2 separate regions of the Homo sapiens genome follow, and region 1 is linked to region 2. The links are chromatin loops, found by intact Hi-C in ENCODE. Cell type or tissue: HCT116. All regions are shown on one strand. Links, peaks and the distances in the headings refer to the core of each region. The heading gives the core; the rest is flanking DNA. Region 1 overlaps MEGF10 (multiple EGF like domains 10). Region 2 overlaps LMNB1 (lamin B1).

Region 1 (11,447 bases), core at 1,331-9,330, 480 kb before region 2:
TCTGCTTATTGGCAGTGTTTTTCATTAACCTATTTTTTTTATGTTTAAGTCAATTTTTCAATGGCAAGATTGTTGGAGAGTTCTCATCTCTTACTTCATGCATTTTTAAGCTTTGTATATTCTAGGATGATTTTACAAGTTTTTAAAGCATATCATCTGGCTACTTCATCTGCTTTTCAAAGTTCTTGTAGATGCATTTTTAGCCAGTGATGCCAACCATGGCTACTTGGTATGTTCCCATGATTTAAAACTGTTTATCATTTTTTATCTTAGCAAAAACTTCTATCAGGGATGAGGAAATGGCCACTTTTTTGGTTGGATATTCCTGAAAACATCATCAAGTTTTTATCCCTCAGTTTGACTTTTTACTGTAAAGATACAATGGGTGTGTTAGGTCAGGCTGCTACAACCTAGTGCCATAAACCGGGTGCCTTAAAAACAGCAGAAATTTATTTCTCACAGTTCTGGAGGCTGGAAGTCCAGAATCAAGGCGCTGGCAGATTCAGTGTCTGGGGAGGGGCTGCTTCCTGATTCATAGATGGTACCTTCTCCTTGTGTTCTCACATGGTGCAAGGCGCAAGGCAGCACTCTGAGGTCTCTTTTATAAGGGCACTAATCATATTTACTGATCCCATTACTGAGAGCAAAGTTTCAAAACCAATGTCAAGAAACACTAACTTTGACTAGTTTTTCAGTTTGATCAGTTCATCCTTTTTACCAATCAACTCAATTCCTCCTCCACACTGTCACCAATGCTTTAAAAACACAAGTCAGAACATCACACTCCCCCCTCACTTTTTTTTTATTACACTTTAAGTTCTAGGGGGTACATGTGCACAACATGCAAGTTTGTTACATATGTATACATGTACCATGTTGGTTTGCTGCACCCATTAACTCATCATTTATATTAGGTATTTCTCCTAATGCTATCCCTCCCCCATGACAGGGGACACATGACAGGCCCTGGTGTGTGATGCTCCCCACCCTGTGTCCAAGTGTTCTCATTGTTCAATTCCCACCTATGAGTGAGAACACGGGGTGTTTGGTTTTCTGTCCTTGTGATAGTTTGCTCAGAATGATGGTTTCCAGCTTCATCCATGTCCCTGCAAAGCACATGAACTCATCCTTTTTTATGGCTGCATAGTATTCCGTGGTGTGTACGTGCCACATTTTCTATGTAGAAAGCTGAAACTGGATCCCTTCCTTACACCTTATAAAAAAATTAATTCAAGATGGATTAAATGTTAGACCTAAAACCATAAAAACCCTAGAAGAAAACCTAGGCAATGCCATTCAGGACATAGGCATGGGCACAGACTTCATGACTAAAACACCAAAAGCAATGGCAACAAAAGCCAAAATTGACAAATGGGATCTAATTAAACTAAAGAGCTTCTGCACAGCAAAAGAAACTACCATCAGAGCGGACACGCAGAATGGGAGAAAATTTTTGCAATCTACCCATCTGACAAAGGGCTAATATCCAGAATCTACAAAGAACTTTAACAAATTTACAAGAAAAAAACAAACAACCCCACACTCCCCTTCTTAAAAGCTTTTGAGAGCTTGCCTTTTAGGTAAAATTCAAACTGGCATTTAAGACTCAAGATATCTGAGTCCAGCCTCATCACTCAACAAACTCATGTATATGTCGCTTGAACAATTCTCAGGTACTTGATTTTCCCCAAACATTAGAGGTTTTCACTCCTCTGTCTTCGCCCATGCTGTTCCTTCTTGGAATGCCCTTAACTATCTGCTCAACTTAATTCTCACTCATTCTTTAAGGATCAACTGTCACTTTCTTTTAGAAGAGCTCCCTGGCTAACCTTGTCATTCTTCTTCTTTGCTCCTGTAACACCCTGAAACATCCCAAGAGTAGCTGATGTGTTCTTCGTCAGAGTAGTAACACACACCACACCGCTCATCTCTCCACTAGCTACCAGACTCCTTAATGTCAGAATGGTACACTGTTCATCTCTACATGTTCTTGGTATTCTTGAATGAATGTATGGCCCACAGGAAAAATAAAGCTCAGAATATGCAAATCACTTGTTCTGGAACCCTGAAATCATTATTCTTAATATTTAAAAGGCAGAAATGGAAGGTCAAGATTATCATTTAATTGCTAATATACAACTGCAGTGGAAAATCCTAGAGTTGAAACAAAATGATTGCAATACCAGTGATTACAAATATGAAAAAACACTGAAAGTTTTGTTTGGGGGATATTTGTTTTAATTAGAGATAAAAAATATGTAGTCTCTGAAAAGAACGTATGGGCACTTTCAATGGCTTAATTAATAGTTAATCATTCTGTAAATTCATTTAAAGCTTAAGGCTTTCTACTCATTAGCCTTCCTGTATTGTCAATAATTGGACCTGCTCAAACATGGCTGCATTGGTGATGATTCTTGCAGGCATGGTATTCATATCAGCTGAGGGCAAGGTGAGGTGACTATGAGCAAACATTTGACAGCAGCAAGGGAGCATCCAGGAGGGGCTGGGAGTCAAGCAGCAGAAGCCAGCAGGAAGTAATAAAGCAAGATAAGGAGGCAGAGCAAAGGTGCAATGGCACCAAACTTATATGGCAGACTTTTGTTGCACTAAAGCGTCTTCTGAAGTGTTGCATCTCCATTGATAAAAAGCACAATTCCTGGGGCCTGCCTGTGGGCCTGGTACAGGGACCCATTTCAGCAAACTTCACCAGAAAGAACAATGTGTGGGAATATACCCTAGGATGAACCTTCAGTAATTAGCAGATTGCTACGGTCTACAGCAACTGAAAGACTGCTCTGCTTCAACATGTTCTTAGAGTGTTAGATTAGCACACTTTAGAAAATAAAAAGATTTTTATTACAAAGTGATTCAAAATATATGCTTGAAATATAGACAGAAAGAAAAAGGGTTATTTTGTTTTGGTTTGTTTTTTTAAGACAGGGTCTCACTCTGTCACCCAGGCTGGAGTGCAGTGACACAATCACAGCTCACTGCTGCCTCAACCTCCCAAACTGAATGGATCCTCTCACCTCAGCCTCCTGAGTAGCTGGGACTACACATGCATTCCAACACACCTGGCTAATTTTTGTATTTTTGTAGAGACGGGTCTCATCATATTGCCCATGCTGGTCTTGAACTCCTGGGCTCAAGCAATTCACCTCTATCAGCCTCCAAAAGTTCTGGGATTACAGCCATGGGCCACCACGCCCGGCAAGATTCATATATTTTTAAGTTTTAATTTTGAGAAGGAATTAAGATCTGTGATGGTCTTTGATGAAGGTCACATTGTGATTATAAATTTTAAAATATATTAATGGACCCCAAATGTACATAAGTGTTTGTATATTACCTAAATAAGGCAAGAATTTCCTTTATGCACAGGTGGGCATAAATGCACACCAAGTATAATGTTAAAAATAAATACATAAATAAACTGGAACATTAATATCAAGATAATTACAGTTTTTATGGGGAAAAAACCTTTAATTTTAAGCAGGTTCTGATAACTCTTTAAGGGCAATTTGAACTAAGGAAGCTAAAGGTTTTTGAACTAACACTGAGTTCTGAACTCAGCAGGGCCACAAGCTTTGCAATCTCTGACATTTTCCTTAATCTCTTCTGTTCTTGTCCTCATCAAATGTCATTTCCCTGTTGCCTTTATTATAAATTCTCTCCCTCAGCTCCTTTTTTTTAAGATTCAAAGTCTTTAATAGCAGTATCTTCATTTTACTGCAAATATTGGAAACAACAGCAGCCAAAAGCACTTAAAATTAAGTGCACCCCATCACAATGAATACATTCATTTCCTTCTTATAAATACAGTTTCCATAAACTATATTACTGTCATTTGTTCAAGATTTTAAACTTCCTAATCATTTAACTTAAACAGGAAAATAAAATCTAATGAATGTAAACCATACATGAAGAATATCTCAATTGAAGAATCTATGAAGGGTAGAAATAGTTCCTGCCTGGAATATATTTTTCATATCCCGCTAATTTGAAAGAGCCTATGATTCATTCCTAAAATTCCCTTAGTCCAACATGTAAGCCTCCCTAATTGTTTGAAATTCAAACCATTACATAAGCTTTCTGTCAACTTACTTCTCTCTTTGCAATAATTTATTTTCTCATCCAAGATCTACTTAACAGTGTGTTCAGGACATAAGTAAAAATTCTCTAGTCTTTTCACTAGAAACTGCATAGAAATCTCTAACGGAACCAACTCTCCACATCCTTCATCTGATATTTCTCCATTGCCTTGGGCTGCTGGTCATCTTTTGACATAACCAATCCCACCTCTTCAACTAGACTGTTGGGTCCTTGAAAGCAGAGCCCATGGTTTTGTCTTGTCTCCTATTCTACTCCTCCCTGACTTCTACTTCTCTCCCCATCTGCAAGAATATATAGATGATCAATATACGGTTGCTAAGTAAGAACAATACCAGGATCTATAAAGTCATGAAACATTAAAGTATATTGAGCACTTGAGGAGAGTCAAGAGATCATATCCTGTGAGTCCCAGACAACCGATCCAGAGGGGTGAGGTGGGAGAGAAATAACAGAGTGGGATCCATAACTGGGGAGAACAGATGCCTCAGCAGGCAGCCTGGGTAACTGAGAAACAATCCCTGAAGTGACCTATTCCGCCAGGAGGTGGCGCTTCAGCTCAGGGCCGCCCTTGGTTGGCCAACTTTCCACTTCATCTTCAAGGCATCTCCCCGAACCTACAGAAATATCTCCCCACCAGCAATGGAACCGAAAGTAAAACATGAGGTGTATCATCCCAGAAAGTCTTGCCCTTCTTAGGAAAAACTATAAGGAAGTTATTCTGAATCTTATTTAAAGAAAAGCTTTACTTTTTCAGCAATTGAATAATCCTGAGGGAGGTGTCTGCCTGACCACAAGTCTTCCCCAATGTATCTGGGAGTTCTCACTTTTAGATACAAGGTGTATATAGGGGTGGTTTCTTAAAACAAATTTTAATGTGGCAAAATCTGAGTCTGTACATTGCTGATTTTACATTTAGCAAGAAACATGTTTAACATCAATGGAGGAAAAGGTTGTCTAAATGGATAAAGGTAGTAAAAAGTGAATTGTAAATATTGTTTCAGACGAGAAAACAAATATGAAGTGCCATAAAGGTTAGTACTGTTTTTATATGTGTCCGTGCATATAAGTGTGTACAAATGTTAAATACACACAAATTACATTTTAGGCTAATCGGATGAGTAGGTTAAGTTTATGCTTTATTAACACAAGAATTGAAATTATAATTAAATCTTGATTCTTCTCCATAAATCATATGCTTTATGGGTCAGGTTAAGAGAATCTAGTCAACTACAAATTCTCTTGGAGGTACCCTGAAAACTCAGAAGTATGCATTTGGAGAAAGATAATAAAGCAATAATCTTACAAAGTGGATCTATGGCTACATGGAATTAGAAACAAACAAAAAAATTATCTCTGGGATATAGATGTGGCTTCCAAATCTACACGATCCCATAGAGCCGTGTCAGAAAGACAGCCATCCTTTCCCAAGAGCCCCAGGGTCACAGAGAACCAGCCTTCACAATCCAGGAAGAGCTAAAGAGAAAGTTTTCAGCTGTGTGTTCTTGCTGTTGAGAACGTATACTTTTTCTACCTGTCCCAAGTCATTAAATTCTTAGATTAATTTCCTTTAATGATGAGCCAGATTCATGTTCATCATTTAAAAAGAAAGAAAAACAACCTTAATGAAGACATTTGCCTTAGAAACTGCCACAATCAAAGACAGACCTTTTCAGATGTAATTAAATTTTTTTCAAGATAATTTATCTTATTAAAATATGGTAATTTACCATGGTTTCAGGTTATCTGAAACCTTTCTAAGATTGAAAGCTATAGTTAATTTCTTGCTATAAGCAGTAAAATTGAACCTAAGAGAGTCAGAGAACATTTTACATTTACAAAAGCACACAAAAGCTAAAACTGTTTATTTATATCCAAGGTACTTATAGGAAACTGGTTGTACCCCAGGATTCTGCATATGGTTTGGTATTGGAGTGCAAAGCACAACCCAGAAAGAACATAACTGTCCTGGCTAAAAGGATCCAACCTTCCCTCTGAGGCATCCTTGCTGATAAGAACTTCAGAAGAAAGTCCTTACAGAGATGTAAGTTTTTACCACATCAGTATGCCCAATTCAAAACTCTGTGCGATTGGGGGTTTAATGAAGCACTTTGTTATTCTCTGAAACAAAAATGAAAAAATAGAGACAGTTCTTCAGGCTTAATCACCACATCTGTTATTAGGCCCTTTACTGTGATTGACTGGAGTGTATGTCGGACACGGTGCCAAAAAGCTCCCCATAAAAGCAGCTTCCTGCTCACTGCCTGAATGGCATTGGTCTCTGTTATGACCAGGATTTATATGGCAAACAAGCAAAGCCTGGTGCCCACAAGCCACTGTGCCAGCCGAAGGCACTTTTTCCTGGTGCCAGTTAAGATAGAAGTGGGACCTGGGCTGCTTGCTCTGACTTCCATCCCTCTTTGCCTTCTCTCCCTCCTTCAAAACTGACCATGCTTCCCTGGAGACCATGAAAAGGAGGCACAGTGAGAGAGGAAGGAGCAAGGCGAGACGAGGTGGGGGCTGAGCTGTGGTTTTGTTAGGATGCCTACTTGCACACATTAAAATTAGGAGTTGTGATGGGATGCTGCTGATTTAAAGCATTTCCTAGCTCCTGCGGTAATTATGACTTTTTAAAGTGCACGCAACACTGAGAAGCTGGCTTCTCTGGATATCTAGTCCCTCAGATGATTGAGGCCCTGTGAATAAAAATGATTCTTTTTGAAGACCATCACCAAACGAGATTTCAGGAATTTAACGTTGCATTCTGTAACATGCATATTAGAGAAACTTACTGCCAGCCTTCCTTGACATCAGTAAAACTATTCTCCGACTTCTTCAAGCCTATACATAGGCGAGTGAGGGATCTACTAATTAAACTACAGTTCATTTGAAAAGAGTTCTCTTTATGAAGTATGTCATCATTCAACTTCTTAAAACTGCAAATTCCAGACACAGTTCTCTGTATTCCTGAGTCAAGTTACTGTGCAGGCAGCAGCACAGGGACAATTATTGGCACACAAAACCATTTTTCATACCAGACGTACAAGCATAAAAGCAAACACCTCACATCTGAACACATGCTGGGTAGGAAAATACTCAAATACTCACCTAACTCAAAACTGTCTGTCTAAAGTAAACAGCAGCCCTATGGCTCAGAAGTCCACAGCTGTGACATAAGTAATGAGAAAAGACTAAAACTTACATAACATTTAAATATATTCTTCTGGAACTGCCAAGTGTAAAGAAGAATGTCCTTCAGGCTGTCTCTGTATTTAGTTTGCTCTTCAAGATGAGATTGTATGAATTTATGATGTACTCCCCAGTTGCTTTTTTATACTAAGCAATATCTGTAGTGTTTGGATGTGTAGTCACTATTAAATGGTGATTTTTGTACACAGAATATAATCCAGAAATAATAGTGAGTAAAGTATGAGAAACTGGCAGGGAGGAAAAGGATTTTCAATTAGAAGCATTTTACCAACACTTAATAGAAATAAGAGGAATATATTGTGTTTTCTAAAAGGGAATGAACATTTATAAAAAGTCACTGTCTATATACTTGGAGAAGTTTCAGGCATGGAATATTATGTCTTTGGGAGGGGGACTGAGGTTCCTTAGAGGTTCAGCTAGGGGCCTGCTCACTTTTCAGCAATCTTTCCAGCCTGAGGACAAAAGGAGGGTGCTTTAGGAAGTAGATCTCAGCCTTCTTAGACAAATGGCAGTCCAGTTTGGTGTCACAGACTCCTTGCAAGTCTTGATTGCTAAAGAACCCACTCATATGCCCCAGACATTCTGAAACCTGCCCTTTCTCTCCTTAGCCCCTATACTACAAATGATTGAGGCTATTTTCAAACTAAGCCTTTCCCTCACTCCCTCTTTTCTTTTTATCCATAAATGAGCCTTTGTGATCTCCCTGAGAAGAAGAGAAGAGAATGATAGAGCATGGTGAAAGTGGAATCAACCAATTCCCAAGTAATAAAAAGGCCACTCTCCAAACAAGTAAAAAAGAGACATCTCAGAGCAAAATCCCTTCAAAGAGAAATTTCTACAAGTAATGGTTTTTGTGGTATTACAGAGAAAGGGGCTATCCTTAAAAAAAATCTAAAAGCAATTGGCAATGATTCTTGGATATGATACTAAAAGCACAAGCAATAAAAGAGAAAACAGATAAACTGAACTTCATCACAATTTAAAAATTTTTGCAACAAAGGACACTATCAACAGAGTGAAAACACAACCCACAGAATGAGAGAAAATATTTGTAATACATGATAAAGGATCAATATCAACAATATAAAAAGAACTCCTACAACATAGCAGTAACAAAACAGACAACCTAATTAAAATATGGGCAAATAACTTGCATAGACATTTTTTAAAAGAAGATATACCAATGGCCAATATGCACATTTAAAAAAGGCCGTATCACTAATCATTAGGGAAATGTAAATCAAACCACAATGCGATAACTTCACACTGATTAGGATTGCTATTATCACCCCCTCCGAAACAAAGAAAGAAAGAAAGAGAGAAAGAAAGAAAGAAAGAAATAAAGAAAGAAGGAAAGAAAGAAAGAAAAAAAGAAAGGAAGGAAGGAAGGAAAGAAAGAAAGAAAGAAAGAAAGAAAGAAAGAAAGAAAGAAAGAAAGAGTTGGCAAGGATGTGGAAAAATTGGAACTCTTGTGCATTGCTGACGGAAATGTAAAATGGAGCAGCCACTGTAGAAAAACAGTATGGTGATTCCTCAAAAAACATGGAATTACCATATGTTGCAGCAATTCCCCTTCTGGGTATATATACCCAAAAAAGAATTGAAAGCAGGGAATTGAACAGATATTTGTACACCAATGTTCACAGCAGCACTATTCACAATACTCAAAAGGTGGAAATGACACATATGTCCATTAATGAATGAATGGATAAACACAATGTGGTATATACTACAACTGAATATTATTTAGCCTCAAAAAGCAATGAAACTGGCACATGCTACAACTTGGCTGGACTTTGAGGACATTATTTCTAAGTAAAATCAGCCAGTTACAAAAGAATAAATACTGTCTGATTCCATTTATATGAAGTACATAGAGTAGTCAAATTCATAAAGACAGAAAGTAGAATGGTGGTTGCCAAGGGCTGGAGTAAGAGGAAAATGGGGAGCTGCTATTTAATGGGTACAGAGTTTCAATTTGGGATCATGAAAAAGTTCTGGAGATGGATGGTGGTGATGGTTTCACAACAGTGTGAATGTATTTAAAATGCCACAGAACCACACATTAAAAATGCTGAATTGTATGGTATGTTATGTGCATTTTACCGCAATATTTTACAAAGTCTAAAAGCAAGCTAGTATTAAAGCGTAAGTAACAGATGTCTGCCCAAAAGGTGAGAACTCCTTGTTTACTTCTTTTCACTACTCATCTGCATGATTAAGACAGACATTCATGAATTCTTCCATGGATCACAAGGACTGCACATGGACTGGTAATGCAGTTGCTAGGACTTGAAAGTGGAAGGAGGCAAAACATAATAACAACAGTGTGATCCTGTGTCAGCCTGGTCTCTTCACCCCCTTCTCCTTGGGCCAGTGTCCCAGAATTTTACATCTCGTTACAGATGGCAATCCCTCCAGAACCCATACACAGAAACCAAAATAGAGCAATTTAACTTTCTCTTAACCTTTTATTTTAATTTTTTTGTATTTTTACTTTTATTTATTTTTATTATTTTTTTAATTATACTTTAAGTTTTAGGGTACGTGTGCACAACATGCAGTTTAGTTACATATGTATACATGTGCCATGTTGGTGTGCTGCACCCATTAACTCGTCATTTAACATTAGGTATATCTCCTAATGCTATCCCTCCCCCTTCCCCCCACCCCACAACAGGCTCTGGTGTGTGATGTTCCCCTTCCTGTGTCCATGTGTTCTCATTGTTCAATTCCCACCTATGAGTGAGAACATGCAGTGTTTGGTTTTTCGTCCTTGCGATAGTTTGCTGAGAATGATGGTTTCCAGCTTCATCCATGTCCCTACAAAAGACATGAACTCATCATTTTTTATGGCTGCATAGTATTCCATGGTGTATATGTGCCACATTTTCTTAACTTTAAGTACACGGAAACCAAAAGGGCGTCAAGCATTTCGCAGCCACTGTGCAATGTCAGAATTCCAGCTCTCGATGATAGCCTGCCTGAATTCAAACTGATTTGTTTGTTGAACTTGGAATATCTTAGGGATCTGGACCTGTTTGTGTTCCTTACGTTCTCAGAAAAGTTCTAAGGAATTTGAGGTTTTAAAGGAGTTTGTCTTTCTCAATTTCAATTCTTATTTCCCTAATTTGGATTTTCTGCATCATAACAAAGTCACTTTGATTTTGGGTTTTATTTTTCTCCTCTCTCGTAATTGCTAATGAAGTTAAGATTACAAAAAACAATGCTTTTTGAGTACAGAATGCAGATCTCAAGCCCTCCTGGCAGGTACTCCCACAGAGCAGTTGTTATTTATAATACCTACAGGGAGAAAAGAGCTTAAAAGATCAAGTCACGCTGCACTTCCCAACAAAGCAGGCCACAGCTGTACAACGGACTGTGAGCAACTGCTCCATGAGGGGACAGCGAGACTTCTGTTTTCCTACAGGGTCTGCTCAGGTCATCGCATGTGGCATGGATTAGAATCCCAGGGCTCTATTACCCCATGGAGGAGGACCGGGGTTTACACACCACACTCCTGAACCGAAGCTCTGTGCCATCAGGGTCTCTTGGCAAACAGAAAACAGACTTTACAAAATTTTTAAAGCCAACAATTTCCTTTTTTTAAATTTGTAAGTTCAAAATAAAAGAAGATAGCAACATTAATTTTTATACATGTTCCCAAAGATCTATCATGGTGGGTTGGAAGAAAATATCTCCATCATGGATAGAAGAAAATTTGAATTTGGTCTGAAGTTAGTGAAATTTTGAGACTATGCTAAAGTTGTATTTGAAGAGACATGTCAGTAGAGCTCTTTAGGCTGTGCCCTCACCATGAGCCAACATAGAGGAAGAGCACCCAGGGAAACAGCTGCCCCACAGATATTAGATATTAGTATTCATCCTCAAAATAAACACTTTCAGTCACACAGTCTTATAACTTCCATTCGGTGTGCAGCTCCGTGGCCAGGCAAAACATCTAGCCCAGGCGAAGCTGGGGCTCTGCCATAGCTTTTGCCAGTGATGAACCCTGCCCACCCCATTCTCACCACTCAGCTGCACCCCAACAGCCCAGACATGGCCCCAGAGGCTCCCTAGTCAAGTTCACAGGGTTGGGAAGGGACTTTTTGATCTCTTTGTCTTGT
Region 2 (11,447 bases), core at 1,377-9,376:
CAGACCCATCTGACCTCTCCCTTCCTCCCCAGCCTGCTTGCTCCTCGCCAGGCCGAGCTAGGTGCCAATTCTTCCTCAGCCTCCGCTCCTCCACCCTATAATCTTTTTATCACCTCCCCTCCTCACACCTGGTCCGGCTTTCAGTTTCGTTCCGTGACTAGCCCTCCCCCTCCTGCCCAGCAATTTACTCTTAAAAAGGTGGCTGGAGCTAAAAGCACAGTCAAGGTTAATGCTCCTTTTTCTTTATCCCAAATCGGATAGCGTTTAGGCTCTTTTTCATCGAATATAAAAATCCAGCCCAGTTCATGACTTGTTTGGCAGCAACCCTGAGACACTTTACAGCCCTAGACCCTAAAAGGTCAAAAGGCCGTCTTATTCTCAAAATACATTTTATTGCCCAATCTGCTCCCGACATTAAATAAAACTCCAAAAATTAAATTCCGGCTCTCAAACCCCACAACAGGATTTAATTAACCTCGCCTTCAAGGTGTACCATAATAGAAAAAAGTTGCAATTCCTTGCCTCCACTGTGAGACAAACCCCAGCCACATCTCCAGCACATAAGAACTTCCAAATGCCTGAACTGCAGCGGCCAGGCGTTCCTCCAGAACCTCCTCCCACAGGAGCTTGCTACACTTGCTGGAAATCTGGCCACTGGGCCAAGGAATGCCCGCAGCCCGGGATTCCTCCTAAGCCGCGTCCCGTCTGTGTGGGACCCCACTGAAAATCGGACTGTTCAACTCACCTGGCAGCCACTCCCAGAGCCCCTGGAACTCTGGCCCAAGGCTCTCTGACTGACTCCTTCCCAGATCTTCTCGGCTTAGCGGCTGAAGACTCACACTGCCTGATTGCCTCGGAAGCCCCCTAGACCATCACGGATGCCGAGCTTCGGGTAACTCTCACAGTGGAAGGTAAGCCCGTCCCCTTCTTAATCAATACGGGGGCTACCCACTCCACATTACCTTCTTTCCAAGGGCCTGTTTCCCTTGCCTCCATAACTGTTGTGGGTATTGACGGCCAGGCTTCTAAACCTCTTAAAACTCCCCAACTCTGGTGCCAACTTGGACAATACTCTTTTAAGCACTCCTTTTTAGTTATCCCCACCTGCCCAGTTCCCTTATTAGGCTGAGACACTTTAACTAAATTATCTGCTTCCCTGACTATTCCTGGACTACAGCTATATCTCATTGCCGCCCTTCTTCCCAATCCAAAGCCTCCTTTGCGTCCTCATCTTGTATCCCCCCCCACCTTAACCCACAAGTATAAGACACCTCTACTCCCTCCTTGGCGACCGATCATGCACCCCTTACCATCTCATTAAAACCTAATCACCCTTACCCCACTCAACACCAATATCCCATCCCGCAGCATGCTTTAAAAAGATTAAAGCCTGTTATCACTTGCCTGCTACAGCATGGCCTTTTAAAGCTTATAAACTCTCCTTACAATTCCCCCATTTTACCTGTCCTAAAACCAGACAAGCCTTACAAGTTAGTTCAGGATCTGCGCCTTATCAACCAAATTGTTTTGCCTATCCACCCCGTGGTGCCAAACCCATATAACTCTCCTATCCTCAATACCTGCCTCTACAACCCATTATTCTGTTCTGGATCTCAAACATGCTTTCTTTACTATTCCTTTGCACCCTTAATCCCAGCCTCTCTTCGCTTTCACTTGGACTGACCCTGACACCCATCAAGCTCAGCAAATTACCTAGGCTGTACTGCTGCAAAGCTTCACAGACAGCCCCCATTACTTCCATCAAGCCCAAGTTTCTTCCTCATCTGTTACCTATCTCGGCATAATTCTCATAAAAACACACGTGCTCTCCCTGCCAATCGTGTCCGACTGATCTCTCAAACCCCAACCGCTTCTACAAAACAACAACTCCTTTCCTTCCTGGGCATGGTTGGATACTTTCGCCTTTGGATACCTGGTTTTGCCATCCTAACAAAACCATTATATAAACTCACAAAAGGAAACCTAGCTGACCCCATAGATCCTAAATCCTTTCCCCACTCCTCTTTCCATTCCTTGAAGACAGCTTTAGAAACTGCCCCCACTCTAGCTCTCCCTGACTCATCCCAACCCTTTTCATTACACACAGCCGAAGTGCAGGGCTGTGTGGTCGGAATTCTTACATAAGGACCAGGATTGCGTCCTGTAGGCTTTTTGTCCAAACAACTTGACCTTACTGTTTTAGGCTGGCCATCATGTCTCCGTGCAGCCGCTGCTGCTGCCCTAATACTTTGAGGCCCTCAAAATCACAAACTATGCTCAACTCACTCTCTACAGTTCTCATAACTTCCAAAATCTATTTTCTTCCTCATACCTGACGCATATACTTTCTGCTTCCCGGCTCCTTCAGCTGTACTCACTCTTTGTTGAGTCTCCCACAATTACCGTTGTTCCTGACCCAGACTTCAATCTGGCCTCCCACATTATTCCTGATACCACACCTGACCCCCATGACTGTATCTCTCTGATCCACCTGACATTCACCCCAGTTCCCCAAATTTCCTTCTTTTCTGTTCCTCACCCTGATCACGCTTGATTTATTGATGGTGGGTCCACCAGGCCTAATCGCCACACACCAGCAAAGGCAGGTTATGCTATAGTATAAGCCACTAGCCCGCCTCTTAGAACCTCTCATTTCCTTTCCATTGTGGAAATCTATCCTCAAGGAAATAACTTCTCAGTGTTCCATCTGCTATTCTACTACTCCTCAGGGATTATTCAGGACCCCTCCCTTCCCTACACATCAGGCTCGAGGATTTGCCCCACCCAGGACTGGCAAATTAGCTTTACTCAACATGCCCCGAGTCAGATAACTAAAACACCTCTTAGTCTAGGTAGATACTTTCAGTGGATAGGTAGAGGCCTTTCCTACAGGGTCTGAGAAGGCCACTGCAGGCATTTCTTCCCTTCTGTCAGACTTAATTCCTCAGTTTAGCCTCCCACCTCAATACAGTCTGATAACAGACGAGCCTTTATTAGTCAAATCAGCCAAGCAGTTTTTCAGGCTCTTAGTATTCAGTGAAACCTTTATATCCCTTACGGTCCTCCGTCTTCAAGAAAAGTAGGACTAAAGGTCTTTTAAAAAAACACACCTCACCAAGCTCAGCCACCAACTTAAAAAGGACTGGACAATACTTTTACCACTTTCCCTTCTCAGAATTCAGGCCTGTCCTCGGACTGCTACAGGGTACAGCCCATTTAAGCTCCTATATAGACGCTCCTTTTTATTAGGCCCCAGTATCATTCCAGACACCAGACCAACTTAGACTGTGCCCCCAAAAAACTTGTCATCCCTACTATCTTCTGTCTAGTCATACTCCTATTCACCGTTCTCAACTACTCATACATGCCCTGCTCTTGTTTACACTGCCGGTTTACACTGTTTCTCCAAGCCATCACAGCTGATATCTCCTGGTGCTATCCCCAAACTGCCACTCTTAACTCTTGAAGTAAATAAATAATCTTTGCTGGCAGGACTATGCTGAATCTCCTTAGGCACTCTCTAATCAGATATCCTGAGTCATCCCAATTCTTAGACCTTTTATACCTGTTTTTCTCCTTCTGTTATTCCATTTCGTTTCTCAATTCACCCAAAACCGTATCCAGGCCATCACCAATCATTCTATACGACAAGTGTTTCTTCTAACACCCCCACAATATCACCCCTTACCACAAGACCTCCCTTCAGCTTAATCTCTCCCACTCTAGGTTCCCACGCCACCCCTAATCCCGCTTGAAGCAGCCCTGAGAAACATCGCCCATTCTCTCTCTCCATACCACCCCCAAAAATTTTTGCCGCCCCAACACTTCAACACTATTTTGTTTTATTTTTCTTATTAATATAAGAAGGCAGGAATGTCAGGCCTCTGAGCCCAAGCCAAGCCATCGCATCCCCTGTGATCTGCACCTATACACCCAGATGGCCTGAAGTAACTAAAGAATCACAAAAGAAGTGAATATGCCCTGCCCCACCTTAACTGATGACATTCCACCACAAAAGAAGTGTAAATGGCCGGCCCTTGCCTTAAGTGATGAGATTACCTTGTGAAAGTCCTTTTCCTAGCTCAAAAAGCACCCCCACTGAGCACCTTGTGACCCCCCACTCCTGCCCGCCAGAGAACAAACCCCCTTTGACTGTAATTTTCCTTTACCTACCCAAATCCTATAAAACGGCCCCTCCCTTATCTCCCTTCGCTGACTCTCTTTTCGGACTCAGCCCGCCTGCACCCAGGTGAAATAAACAGCCGTGTTGCTCACACAAATCCTGTTTGGTGGTCTCTTCACACAGACACGCATGAAACGGATCACTCACAACATAGCCCTTGCTGGAGATGTGTTCACAATCCTAAAAACTCCATGAGAAAGCCAACTACCATTAGGAAAGTCAACAGACACAGCTAACAGAAAAATTAGCATTCTCCAAAACTCAAAAAAATAGAATTGAGACTATAAAATATGGTTAAAATGATTCATAAAAAGAATAAAAACTATAATAAAAAATTATGAAAAAGATAAATTTGAGAAAGAATCAAAGACAACTTCAGAAACAAAAAAATGAAGCCTAAAAAGTTCAATGGCTGGAATAAACAGATAAGACAGGGCTGAGAACAGAATCAGTGAGATAAATACGAAGGAGTTAACTGAGAATATAGTGTGGAGAAACCTAAAATACATGAAACAGGACAGGTTCAACACAGGTATAAAAGAAACCCCAGAAGGAAAGAACAGACAGTGGGGATGAGATAATACTCAACAAAATAAGAACATCCAAAATTTTCTTAATGAAGAACACAGAGATAAGACCTGAACAAGAGGAATAAAAATAAATCCATATCTAGGCGTGGTGGTGTGCACCTGTAATCCCAACTACTCAGGAGGCTGAGGCAGGAGAATCGCTTGAACCTGGGAGACAGAGGTTGCAGTGAGCGGAGATTGCACCATTGCACTCCAGCCTGGGCAACAACAGCGAGACTCTGTCTCAAAAAAATAAATAAAATAAAATAAAATAATAAAATAAATCCATACCTAAACAGAGGTGAAAACAAACACTGAAGACAAAACAAGGGGAAAATGTGAATCATGCTTGTTATCAAATAAATAATCCAAAAATGTATATATATGCTGTATGCCTAACATCAATTTCATGCGGAGATGCTGATTTTAATACACAGGATGGCAGCGTGCCCTCTAGCTCACTCACATTCTGCGGGAATGGGTTTAGGTGCAGCTCAATTTCAGAAAACCTCAATTTAGTCCAAAGTTTGTCAGTCTAAACAGACTCAGGAATCTACTACTGCCACACATCCAGGGGCAACAAACTGTTTATGTTGAGCCCTGCATTTGTACTCTCAATTTCCCCAGCATACACACTATTCTACTATGTTACAACTGCCAATTTTTCTTAATGCCCAAATTAATTCAAGTGTTGGCTTTTATAACCTAATTTATCCAGCAATAAAAGCACCTAGAATGTATTTTGATGACAAGAACCCCATCTTGTGGCAAAATGTTTCACAGCTGAGTTTGGCTGTGTACTGTAATGCCATTCCCACTCTGAAGATAAATCTGCGTTGAGAAGTTATCATTTTATCTGCTTTACCAGACAGAATTTCTAACCCAGCATTTATCTTGTGTCTGCGACGGCACCAAAGTATGCAGTAAATCTGCGGAACACAGTAATTCTGGGGCTTTGTGAGTTATTTTCAAGTGAAAGCTGGTAGTCTTTGTGCAGCTTACTGCAGGAATATTTTAAGAGAAAAACAAACACTGACTAGGGTTAGCTTCTGAAATATTATCTGTCCATTCTAGGAAGAGTTCAGATATTGCACTTCCTATAAGATGAACTCACTTAACTAAAGCAATCAAGACAAAACCTCCCCAAATCCACACGAATTGACACCATAATTAGCACCATACATAATAAAGCTACCCCACACACAGCACATTCGTATTTCATAGCATTCATGTTATTTTTCTAAAAGGTGGCTTTTAATCAATTTCTCGGCCCTTCCTATTTTAAAAGACAGTAGAATTACATTCTAAAATATTCTTCCCATTTTTTCTTTTACTAGGAATGTCCAGCATGGGAAACATGACAAAATGCTCTCTACGAATACAAAAACATTAGCCGGACATGGTGGTGTGTGCCTGTAGTCCCAGCTACTTGGGAGGCAGAGCCCAGGAGAGGTCAAGGCTGCAGTGAGCTAAGACCGTGCCATTGCACTACAGCCTGGGCAACAGAGTGAGATTCTGTCTTTAAAAAAAAAAAAAAAAAAAAAGGAATGTCTTCCTCAATGTTTTCTACTGTTCCTATTTGGTTTTCCTGAAGAAATTTTAAAAGGCCTTATTGTTAATAAGCTAAAAAATGTAATGAAGCATTGAGCATGATATCTGGCTCAAAAACATTAGTTATTATTATTGCTTTTATTATTGTTGTTATTAATGACAATTAAATACTGAAAGACCCCCAAAATAGCTTATCTTCCACAACTGGCAAAGCCTTAAAGAAAAATCCAGTTCAAAGAAGTCAAATTATATTTTTATCAAAAGCAAAACTGAAACAATACTTTTCTCCCCTCAAAATCTGTTTTTAAAGCGTTAAAAAGGACAGTATATCAATATTAAAAGAGCTTTTTTATTTGTTAATGTCACATAAGAAATTTAAGCAAGTTACACTATCTTAAAAAACACAACGAATGCATTTTAATAGAGAAACCCTTCCCTCCCTCCACCTCCCTCCCCCACCCTCCTCATGAATTAAGAATCTAAGAGAAGAAGTAACCATAAAACCAAGTTTTGTGGAATCCATCATCCAGAGTGCTTACATGGTGATTAGGTTAATATTGCCTTCTTACAAAATTTCTATTTTAAAAAAAATTATAACCTTGATTGCTTATTACAAAAAAATTCAGTACAAAAGTTCAATATATTGAAAAATGCTTTTCCCCTCCCTCACAGCACCGTTTTATATATAGCAGAGAATAATGAAGAGATTGCTAGTCTAGATGGGGCAATCTTCAAATTACACCAAGACGCACAGTGGTTTATTTACCCTCCCCTCCTCATAAGAACTTAAAAAAAAAGAAAAAACACACATACAAAAAAAGTCAAAAAATTTGAGGAACCCCTTCCGAACAGTACACAGTTATTAAGTTCAGTGTCAATAATTCACATCTTGCAACAAAGTGTATGGACATGATTTCTTTTACAAAACTTTCAGTGTCAAAAAGGAAATTAAGGCCATCAGATTTGCAGCTTAAAAATTCACATAAAGGAAATATAAAAATATTCTGTGCTTCTGAGAAGGCTCTGCACTGTATACAGGTAAAGATTACCATACTTCTTTATTTTGAGGAAGACAGTTGAAAATTTTACATAATTGCACAGCTTCTATTGGATGCTCTTGGGGTTCCCTGATGAGGAAAACAGAAGGAAAAATTAATACTAAAGAAATAGATCACAGTATTCTAAAATAAGACAAAAACTTTTAACTACAGGGATACCAAACCATATTACCTAACCTCAAATGGACCCTTTATCATCTCTCATCTTTTCTAACCTTTTCTTTTTTTCTTTTTCTTTGTTTGTTTGAGATAGAGTCTCACTCTGTTGCCCAGGCTGGAGTGCAGTGGTGCAATCTTGGCTCACTGCAACCTCTACCTCCTGGGTTCAAGCGATTCTCATGCCTCAGCCTCCCGAGCAGCTGCGACTACAGGTGTGCATCACCACCACGTTAGCCAGGCTGGTCTTGAACTCCTGGCCTCAAGTGATCCACCTGCCCTTGGCCTCCCAAAGTGCTGGGATTACAGGCGTGAGCCACCGTATCTGGCCTCTAACCTTCTTTTATGGACTTCTTTCTAGAATACCCCCCAACAAATTCCAGAACAGTAATTGTCAACTCTGGCTACACATTCAGATCCTGAGGAGTTTAAAACAAATTCTGATCTAGGTCCCTTGATCAATCAAATAAGAATTTCTCATTTTACTGGGAAAGGGTAGCTATCTATATATAATTTTAAAGTAATTCTAATGTGCAGCTCAATTTGAAAACCATTGTTCAATAACCTCTTTTGATAACTTAGGAAATAGGAGATCAGTGGATCAGCTTTTAACAACCACATCGGAGACTACAGCTTGCTAGATCCTGAACTTACACATCCCAAGCCATCTGCAGTGGATTTGTCCTCCAAGGTGAAGTCAACATGGCTCCTCTACCCATTTCTTTATCACTCATTAATTTCATATAACCTCACAATATGACTTGTGACTCACCACTGATTGAACTAAAACTGGTTTTTTGAAGGTCACCAAAATATTTCTAATCAATTCAAAAGGCGATTGGATTCATCCTCAAATATGAAGTTCAAACGCCTGTTCTGCCCTTCCATCTTCCCTCTTATGAACCTTGGTATCATTAGTTTCTGTGATCACAAAAGCTAAAAACCTCATACATCTTTATTTTTTTTCTTCTCTCACCCTCAAGTTTAGTCACTAAGCCTTAATAAATTTCCATTATATATTCCCTCACTGCCTCTGGAATCTCCTCTCTAGAGTTAGTCCCTCTGATTCAGCTTGGCCAGTGATATTTTAAAATGCAGTCTTAACTTCTCCTTTGTTCCAAATTGTACAGAAGCTACATCCCTAAGCATTCCAGACTATGTCAGTTTAATTCCAATCTTTCAACTTCATTTAACTCTCACATGAACCCTACAAAATAACTGGATGAGCGGATATAGTTGGTGCATTAAGTCTTTTTTTATGAGGCAGAGTCTCACTCTGTCACCCAAGCTGGAGTGCAGTGGCGCCATCTCAGCTCACTGCAAGCTCCGCCTCCCGGGTTCACGCCATTCTCCTGCCTCAGCCTCCCGAGTAGCTGGGACTACAGGCTCCCGCCACCACGCCCGGCTAATTTTTTGTATTTTTAGTAGAGACGGGGTTTCACCGTGTTAGCCAGGATGGTCTCGATCTCCTGACCTTGTGATCTGCCTGCCTCCCAAACTGCTGGGATTACAGGCGTAAGCCACCGTGCCCGGCCACATTCTTTACACATCCTCTGTAGTGAGTTAAAGATCACCATGAATTCTTTGCCATTCCTCCCACCAACAGGTGGAGACTATTTACCCCCACTTTGAATCTGGACTGGCCTCATGACTTTGACTAAGAGAATGTTACAAAGGGCCCTTTAAGAAACCTGGTACTCTCTTGAGATTGAGATTGTCGTGGCCAACATGGTGAAACTCCATCTCTACTACAATATAAAAAATTAGCCAGGCGTGGTGGCGCATGCCTGTAATCCCAGCTACTTGGGAGACTGAGGCAGGGGTATCTCTTGAACCTGGGAGGTGGAGGTTGCGGTGAGCTGAGATTGCGCCACTGCGCTCCAGCCTGGCGACACAGCAAGACTCTATCTCAAAAAAAAAAAAGAAAAAAGAAAGAAACCTGTACCCTCCACTTACTCTGTTAGACAATTGCCATGCTATAAAGCTTTGACTAAACTCTTAAATCATAGAAATCCACACAGAAAGAGACCTAAAAGATATTCCAGCCGAGGCCAACCTCTGAGCTGAACACAGCCTGCTCGATTGAGTTCAGTCTGCAGCATGTGGAACAGAAACACTGCCCAGCTGAGCCCAGTCAAACCACAGAATTATGGGAAGTAAGAAATCACTGTTTTAAGCCACTAAGCTTTGGGGTGGTCTGTTAGTGAAGCAATGGTGAATTCCAACATCCTCAGAGCACCATCATCTGCCTTCTCTCCAATAACCAAATAATCACCCATCCTTCAAATTAGTGGACAAGCATCACCTCACAGAGTTCTTCTCAACTACTCTGCTGGCCTGGAGTACCTCCTCTAGCATCTGACATGCTATATAACTCATGCTGACCCTCTTGTCTGGTGCCTTGAGTTATCTCTTACATAATTATTTTACTTCTAGTAATTACGATGGTTCCCATTGAAGCACAGAAAATGGAACTTGTGCTTGTTTCTTGTAAGTTAAGTGTAACATATGTGTTTTAAAATATTCCTCCAAAATGTATGAGAAGGCATCCAGGTAAAAAATTCATGCTACTTCATGCAACCCACCTCAAGTGGTTCTCAACCCTGGGGGTTAAATATATGAGACAGTGTTTATTTAGACCAGGACTAGGGCTAATGAAGCAAAGCAGACTTAAGACTAAAAATCTGGAGCCATGGAAACAAAGTCTTATCAGGATAAGGGTAGACACTTTGATTAATGATCGGACTCAAACAGCTTGAGAATATAAACTGAAGGCTCATTAGTTATTAATAATTCCAATTTAATTATAATTAAAACCAAATTTGGAGTTTCTTTATTTCAAGGGCTCTCAAAAGCCCAACCATCAGCCAAAATCTATCTTCAATTAGATAATGATTAGGAACTTAATACAGCAAGAATTTTGTTTCACACTGAAGTTGAATATTACTTTGTTTTTTTAAAGTTTATATGCAGATTCTTGCTCTAAATTAGTGATCTAAACCTTTTAATCATAGGACCCTACAGAGTAAACAAGTTTGGAGTAAACATCCAATCCATAGACATGTTTTACTGTAACACATAATGCACATTAGAAAACAAAGGACAAAACTGAAACTTGGTACAATGAGAAAAAATAAAAATAAAAGTGCCAACATATTCTTCCAGTACCCTAAAGTATCACCTTGAATATCCCTTTGGGGAGTACAAACCCCACTTGGTAGATAACTGCGCTGGTTCATCAACTGATAGGGGAAAAACCCAACCACACTCTTGGTCTTCATGTAATTCTGTGAATAAAATTTGAAATAAATATATTAAATAAATAAAGTAATACCTGCTGGTGGAAAAGTTCTTCCTCAACAACCACTCCAGCTGCTTCTTCCTCCTCCTCCTCTTCTTCAGGTATGGTTGTTTTAAAGACTGTACTTCTTTGAGCAACCTCCTAAAAACAATAGTAGTTTAAGTTAAAAAACACACTTAAAATCACCAAATGCGGGGGAGAGGGACCTTTTCTTTGCTTAAGAGACAGCATTTCTTGCCAGGCGCAGTGGCTCACACCTGTAATCCCAGCACTTTGGGAGGCCAAGGCAGGCAGATCACCCGAGGTCAGGAGTTAGAGACCAGCCTGACCAACATGGTGAAACCCCGTCTCTACTAAAAATACAAAAATTAGCTGGCCATGATGGCACGTGCCTGTAATCCCAGCTACTCAGGAGGCTGAGGCAGAAGAATGGCTTGCATTGAGGTTGCAGTGAGCCGAGATCACGCCACTGCACTCCAGTGTCACAGCAAGACTGTCTCAAAAAAGAAAAAAAAAAGAGACAGCATTTCTGTTTATTATTATTACTATTATTCATCCCTTTTTTTGGAGACAGAGTCTCACTCTGTCGCCCAGGCTGGTGTGCAGTGGCATGACCTCGGTTCACTGAA

Evidence for each region. Peaks named below come from ENCODE experiments on the same cell type or tissue, not always from the same donor. Only the 100,000 strongest peaks of a DNase experiment are listed, where the experiment ranks them.
Region 1: it touches region 2 in a loop (9-fold over the local background); 59 of 110 quality-filtered maps call a loop at or near these places.

The regions. Positions count from the first base shown.
Region 1 is chr5:127,307,260-127,318,706 of GRCh38, reverse strand. The region is part of intron 1 of MEGF10 (multiple EGF like domains 10); the gene reads right to left. Among named protein-coding and RNA genes, the nearest start is that of MEGF10, 22 kb to the right of the region's middle. RefSeq lists an enhancer at 10,207-10,835. In HCT116, for the core only: a CTCF peak has its summit at 4,645 (motif pointing right); a DNase peak (open chromatin) is centred at 4,686.
Region 2 is chr5:126,832,206-126,843,652 of GRCh38, reverse strand. It overlaps LMNB1 (lamin B1), which reads right to left. Exons shown (of 11, transcript NM_005573.4): 10 at 10,852-10,959; 11 at 6,633-7,430. The coding sequence ends at 7,389. Among named protein-coding and RNA genes, the nearest start is that of LMNB1, 61 kb to the right of the region's middle. RefSeq lists enhancers at 1,823-2,565, 3,310-4,052, 4,053-4,797. In HCT116, for the core only: no CTCF peak of the experiment used is centred there; a DNase peak (open chromatin) is centred at 5,560.